Linked DNA regions of Homo sapiens: region 2 is linked to region 1. The links are chromatin contacts, found by POLR2A ChIA-PET in ENCODE. All regions are on one chromosome and are shown on one strand. The core of a region is the stretch at or near the end of the contact, and the rest is flanking DNA. Distances in the headings are between cores, read along the strand shown.

What was found. ChIA-PET counts read pairs that join two places held with the same protein, here RNA polymerase II (POLR2A).
Region 2: POLR2A ChIA-PET joins it to region 1 with 13 read pairs in Panc1. The contact joins two enhancer-like sites. POLR2A ChIA-PET finds 5 or more read pairs at or near these places in 2 of 52 experiments (H1 and Panc1).

Annotation. Positions count from the first base shown.
Region 1 is chr13:33,488,421-33,492,151 of GRCh38, forward strand. It overlaps a transcript of STARD13 not described here. Among named protein-coding and RNA genes, the nearest start is that of LINC02344, 160 kb to the left of the region's middle. RefSeq lists an enhancer at 1,064-1,640. Within about 2 kb of position 2,376, at least 6 of the 41 ENCODE cell types and tissues checked have a DNase peak (open chromatin) inside an H3K27ac peak, as active enhancers do.
Region 2 is chr13:33,382,211-33,385,564 of GRCh38, forward strand. It overlaps a transcript of STARD13 not described here. Among named protein-coding and RNA genes, the nearest start is that of LINC02344, 49 kb to the left of the region's middle. Within about 2 kb of position 1,706, at least 2 of the 41 ENCODE cell types and tissues checked have a DNase peak (open chromatin) inside an H3K27ac peak, as active enhancers do.

The DNA.
Region 1 (3,731 bases), core at 1,126-3,625:
ATCACAAATAAAATCAACAATCAAACCCAATTACTTCTGTCTACAACATCTTATTTCCAATATCTGGCTCTTTCCTCCTCAAAAATCTTCAATGGATCCCAATTGCCCCTCGAGAATAGAATGAAGATTTTTAAGAATGAGATCAAAATATTACTAGGCAATGATCTTCCTTTTGGGCATGAATACTCATTATCTTCATGAATTCTATGCTTTTTCTTCTACCAGACATTTCCTGATCATACAAACACTTTCAAGCTTTTGAATCTTGGCACATGAAATTGCCCTAAGCTGGAATATCCTTTCTTCTCTCCAACTACTGGAATCCTATCTATCTTTCAAGTTCAAATACCAACTTCTCTCTGTAGCCTTCTTTGATATTCACAGAATTCATCCCTCTTTATGCTGTGATCATATATGATTTTGTGTTAACACATTTAAAGCATTTAAGTCATGCTTATTAACACATTTTCTTTACCTGAATTTCAGACTCATATTTAATTCCCCAACAATCATCTCCACTGGGTTAACCCTCAAGTCCCTCAGATTCATTACACTCAAGTTGAACACACCCTGCTGACTGGACTTGGTCTTCCTGCAGTGTGCTTTCTGCTGGGAGTCACCCTTCATTCTTCCATCTCTTTCTAATTTCACACCCTGCCTAAATGATTCTAGCTTCTAAATATCTTTCTAAGGTATTCACATCTCTTCCCCCACTATTAATAAACTAGTTCATACCAGCATATTTTATTATTAGTTTTCTTCCTCTGGTCAATGATTAATCAATTGATTAGAATTGCTAATAAAAAAAGATCAACTCTCAGTTCAGGAAAATAAATATCAAGTTATATAATCTATATGTAGTCATATAGCCTTTATAGTTTTCTGCCTTCTCTTTTAACTTCCATAGGGCAACTCACTATAGTAAAGCCTTTTGTGTTATTAAGTTATCTCTTGGTAAACCAAGTTAAAAATTAATTTAGTGGTCCAGTATTCAGATATTTTTCTATTTAGTTATAATAAAAGCTAAGAAGCCATCATATTATTCTTCATTTTCTTTCTCTGACCAATGTCTAATACATGACTTAGAGAAATTAAATGTTACTTTTATGTGGGTCAAGTCCAATCAACTAATAAAAAACAGGATATAGACATCTGAAAACAATGTACCTATTAAAATTTCCTTTTATACTTTCTTTTCAAAGTGTTTAAATTAGAGTTTAATGGAAAGTATGAAGTAATTTACTTATCCAGCTTCTACGGCCAAAATGGAATGTGCTAATTTTATTAATCTGAACAATGGTGGCTTGCATTTGAAAAGCTCAAGAAACAGCGACGCACCATGGGGCTAATCACTTCAAGTTTTCTTTTCTTTATCTCTGCCCATTTTGCAAGTTCTCATTATTTGCATGAAGACTCTCAGAGAATTACCAGACCAGAAATGTAACCCATTGTATTCTTTCTTCTAAAAGGGGTAGAAATCATTTTTGAGATCATTTTCAAAATTGGAACATTGCTGAAAGGAAAAAAATCAAATGGATCGATAACCTTGAGCTTAAGGAAAAACTGTATGTTAAGCAAGCAATGGTTGTGACATAAAGTAATAATATTACTCATTAAGTAAATTTTTTTTAAACTTTCACATAAGTTTAAATAACCACTAACAGAATTTTATCTGATACAATTATAAATGGAATTAATGACAATAGTTTACAACCTGATTTCAAAAATTTGTTTTTTTATGTGTTTTAAGGAATTCCACATGCTTATTTTGCGCTGGGGAATTAATTTGAAATAGCAAATTGAAGGATGCTAGTAGGTATGTACTATACTGATATGGACAGGAGACAGGGAAATACTGGGTAGAAGAAGGCAGTTCCCCGGCAAAGGCCCCACCCTCAAGCCTGGATACTCATGGCCCTAAATGAGAACAAATATTCCTGTTTTCGCGCTCCTCTTTGGTCCGCCACATCCCCTATCCTGCACCCACATAAACCCCAAATCCCAAGCTCCAGAGCAGACCAGCAGGTGAGGACACAGGAGGCAAGCAGACCGACAGTGGAACAACGCGGCAGAGAGAAAGAAGAGTAGGGGCATCTGGATGCTGAGAGGAGTTTGGCTGGGGGTGGTGCAAGAGGAGTTTTGCCTCCGGCCGCTGGGTGGCCCAACTCCAGGGGAAGATACCTTCCCACTCCATCCCCCAGCCCCCGCCCTTCCAGCTTCCCATCCACCACACTGAAAGCCACCTCTACCACTCAATAAAACCTCACATTCATCCTTCCAGTCCGTGTGTGACCCAATTTTTCCGGGACACTGGACAAGAGCTCGGGATACAGGAAGCTGTCACACTGGCCCTCTGCCCTTGCGAAAAGGCAGAAGGTCCACTGAGCTGATTAACACTCAAGCCGTCTGCGGGTGGCCAAGCTGAAAGAGCTTTGTAACACTGAGGTTGCAGGCACCCACCATTAGACATTACCATGGGGCCAGAGCCCAAAGTGCTCGCCCTGGCCTCTGCACCTGCCCATCTGCATGCTCCTCCTCTCACAAGGGGTCTGAGCAGTGGGCAACCGAACAAGGGAGCCATACCCCTGTCTCATATCCTGTAAAGGGAGTCAGGGAAGTCTCCCGTTTCAATACTATGTGGCCATGTGACTTGCTTATGACATGCTAGAGAATGTGCCAGTGGTAGATGGGCAGGCTGTTTGTAATGAAAATTAAAATGCAAGTTCTGTGCTGAACTGAACTGTTGAAAGGATAACAGACCTTGGAAAAATGCCAGGTAGAAAACGGAAAACATTTCTCCATGGTATTTCTGGTACGTGGCACCACAGTAGACACTCAACAAATATTTTTGAATAAATGAATGTGAGGGCTGAGTTAGCTTAGGAGACATTAATATAAAATTGAAAACATTGATGATTTGATTGTCTAAGATCAGAGCAGTCCCTTAAGAAAAGAAATCCCAAATCATGTATTAGGAGAGAACGTGTTCTAATCTGGAAAATTTCAAGATTATTGTTTTGTTCATTTCTTTGTTTTTTTCTTTTTAAAATCCAATGAAAGGATTTAGCAAAAATTCCTAAGAGTCTATATGGTACATTTCATCAGTGATCTGTGAGACCTTGGGGGTTGAAAAGAAAGTACAAGAACTTAGCCTCACTCTGTTGTAGACTTTATAAAATACAATCAAGGATCTCTGTCTAAAACCACTTCTCATAAAAAAATGGTTTATAAACTTTATTTGCACATTACAACCTTAGAGATAAATAATAAAATGGAAATCTAGAGTCCAGCCTAATCTGTTTCTCCATTAAACCTCACACAATGTGATGAGGAGCTGTAGAGTTCTGAGGAATAAGGTTTGAAACCTGTTGTCCCAGAGGATTCTTCTGAGGAACCTAAATGCAAGAACCTCTGGTAGTGAAATGATGACAATTGAATGTTTTCACTCGCGTCCATGTGAAGAGACCACCAAACAGGCTTTATGTGAGCAATAAAGCTTTTTAATCACCTGGGTGCAGGCGGGCTGAGTCCGAAAAGAGAGTCAGGAAGGGAGACAGGGGTGGGGCCGTTTTATAGGATTTGGGTAGGTAAAGGAAAATTAGTCAAAGGGGGTTGTTCTTTGGCGGGCAGGGGTGGGGGTCACAAGGTGCTCAGTAAGGGAGCTTTTGAGCCAGGATGAGGCAGGAGAAGGAATTTCACAAGGTAATGTCATCAGTTAAGGCAGGAACAGG
Region 2 (3,354 bases), core at 456-2,955, 110 kb before region 1:
AATTTTAATTTCTTTCGAGCAAATTACATTTCAAGTTAAGTCAATCCAGTTATAGAAGTTGTGCCGAATCTCCCTGGCATCCAGGGCTTTTGCGGTGCTGTGCCCTGTCCCCTCCCCACAGGTAACTCCTACTCTCCACTGTCCTCAGCTGAAATGCCACTTCTCCTAGACCCTCCCCACACTGGGCAGATCGCTGATATCAACTCTCGGGATGCCATGTATCTCTTCCTACTTAGCATTGATATCATCTGTAATTGTAAGTTTATTTATGTGGTTATTTGTTTACTGTTGGTCCTTTCAGTAGGCTCTGAAATCTATGAAGGGAGGGACCCTGATTCTGCTCGATATTGCATTGTAGCATCCAGCACACAAATGTTAAGTAAACAAATAAACATGGATTCAAGAACTCTAAAAGGCCATAATTTAAGAGAGTAGAAATTGTGACTCTACATATATTGGCTATAGCCTAGGCCTCATTTGAAATTACAGAAAAATGCGATTCCATTGGTAACAAATAGGCTATCTTATGTTTGAAATTACAGAAGAACATGATTACATTGGTAACACTGATAAGAAATAAATGCTCTTCCACCGATAAGCATTATAGAAAAATGGTATTCCTATGATTTAGCTATTCTGTTGATAGCTAAATAAATATTAGCTATTACTATTATAATTAGTGAACAACGTAAACTTAACTGCCTTTAGTATCATTCCATGATATCTAGCTTCCAGGCAGTACTTTATTTATATACGCAACATAATTGGCATTTACATACTTTAAATATTTTTGGCCTAGTGGGTCTGGGCTGGTCTGGGATGGTGGGTAACATCTAGTTAGAGCTTCCATTATAAATTGAAAAATGAAATATTGGAAATCAAACTTTCAAAATTTATTTAGATTCCCTCATAAGACATTTCATGTTTCTCCCACTATTTCCCTTTCTTTGTCTCACAGACATGCCACATGGGTAGCGTATGCTTCCTTTGAGGCTGAGTTTACCACGGAATACTACACACGGAGAAGAATCTGGCAGTAAGGCTGGCCACAGTGGCTCATGTCTGTAATCCCAGCACTTTGGGAGTCCCAGGCAGGAGAATCGCTTGAGGCTAAAAGGTCGAGGCTGCAGTGAACTCCCACCTGGGCAACAATGTGAGACCCTGTGTCAAAAAAAAAGGTCTGGCAATGGCTTCTGCAGGGACCAGTGTAACTGGCACACAGTCAGTGTTTGATTTGAAATACAAAGCTGTGGCTGGGTGCAGTGGCTCACACCTGTAATCCCAGCACTTTGGGAGGCCAAGGCAGGTGGATCACCTAAGATCAGAAGTTTGAGACCAGGCTGGCCAACGTGGCAAAACCCCATCTCTACTAAAAATACAAAAAAAAAAGAAAAAAATTGGCAGGGCATGGTGGCATGCACCTGTAATCCCAGCTACTTGGGAGGCTGAGGCAGAAGAATTGCTTGAACCTGGGAGGCACAGGTTGCAGTGAGCTGAAATTGTGCCATTACACTCCAGTCTGAGAAACGGAGTGAGACTGTCTCAAAAAAAAAAAAAAAAAAAAAAAAAAAAGAAACACGAACACGAAGCTGCACATTCCCTTTCTAGTCATCTGCATGTCTCATGCACCTGGTACTTTTCTCCTTCGTGAGTTTGTTTTTCTACCAGAAGTTTTCATCCATGAGGAGGTGGAGTGTCGGGGGAGGGGAAGTGGTTTGGCCAGCTAAATGTATACAGCAGGGAGCTCGTTCAAGGGCACCAGGTTCGATTATTAATTTAGCCTGACCAACCAAGACAACAGAAGGCTAGAATTCAAACTTTGATTGCGTGGTTCTATTTAATGTGTCACCTGCAAGATAAATTATCCCTGGGAGAGCAACTTGGTTGGCTAGCCCAGCTCTACAGCAAAGATAACTAAGGCTTAAGGACAGTGTCTTGTACAATGAGGTCTGATCACAGGCTGTACTCAGATAAAAGGAACAGTGACATTGCTTTGAATCTAACAACCAATAATAACAACTAGGTAGCTTCTTCCTTTAGCTTTAACCCTGCTGTTTATTACTTGGTGGCTGTTGAACGGAAATCCTTCTCTTCAGTTTCTAAATCAATGGTTAAAGCACTGTCATGTTGCCAGCCAAGCTAAGAGTCCGGGAAGCTGACTGTTAAATCACAGAAACCACTCAGTAGGGTTTGTTAAACACTGACCAATCCATATTTTAATGCATCTTAAGAGTACTCTGTGTCCACTGGCCCGAGAAAGCAAATGCTTTTGAATCACGTCATTTAATATTAATAAGCTGCAATGAACTTTAAAATGTAGCAGTTATGTACTGTAGCACAAAAGTAAATAATCCTGGAAGTAGAGTAGTACAACAGTGAATTAGCATAAAAATAGAATATACTAATTTGAATTGTAGAATAAGGACTCAAAGTACAGAGTATTGAAACTACTCTAATGGTTTAGTTAATGACACCCACCGTGTTCTACAGAAATGTAGTCCTCAAACTCTTTGATCTCTTCATCCACTGTGGTACTCATATCCTGCCCATCTCCTTAATCCTTACTCCACCCACCTCTACCCTCAAAAAAGACTGCATGCTGAGCAAGGAGGGACTTAGTTAAATGTGCCCAGGGCTCCATGGGAAGAGCATGGGTGGTAAACTAGCAGAGAGCAGATGACCTACATATGGAACCAAAATGATGGCAGAGAATAGAAAGAGACTCCAAAGAATATACATAATCTTTTTCCTGAATCATGTCTGGGTTGATAATAGTTTCAACACACCTTGGAAATCCAGATTTTTAGTTTGGAAGAAAGGTTCGGAATATATATATATACACATGCATGTCTGGATTGATAATAGTTTCAACACACCTTGGAAATCCAGATTTTTAGTTTGGAAGAAAGGTTCGGAATATATATATATATATATATGCATGTCTGGGTTGATAATAGTTTCAACACACCTTGGAAATCCAGATTTTTGGTTTGGAAGAAAGGTTCGGAATATATATATATATATATATATATATATATATATATATATGTAGAAAACAGAAAGGGAAATTGCTCTTAGATGCATCCATAGAGTGTCAAAGTAAGAAAGTTTTCAAAATGAAAAAAAGGCAAAGTGCCTATTTGGTACAGCTGTCCTAAACTGTGAGCACAGGAAAAAAGTAAAATTGATCAGAAAAATAGGAAAGCAGAAGCCAGAGGAACTGGTAACTGAGTAAAAGAGTATTTGCCCAGAATGGTAAAAAAAAAAAAAAAAAAAAAAAATGACCAGCATTTTTACCTGTTTAAGAGCAGAGATAAAGGGGAATGAGAAGGGTAAACCAGATAACTAGATTCT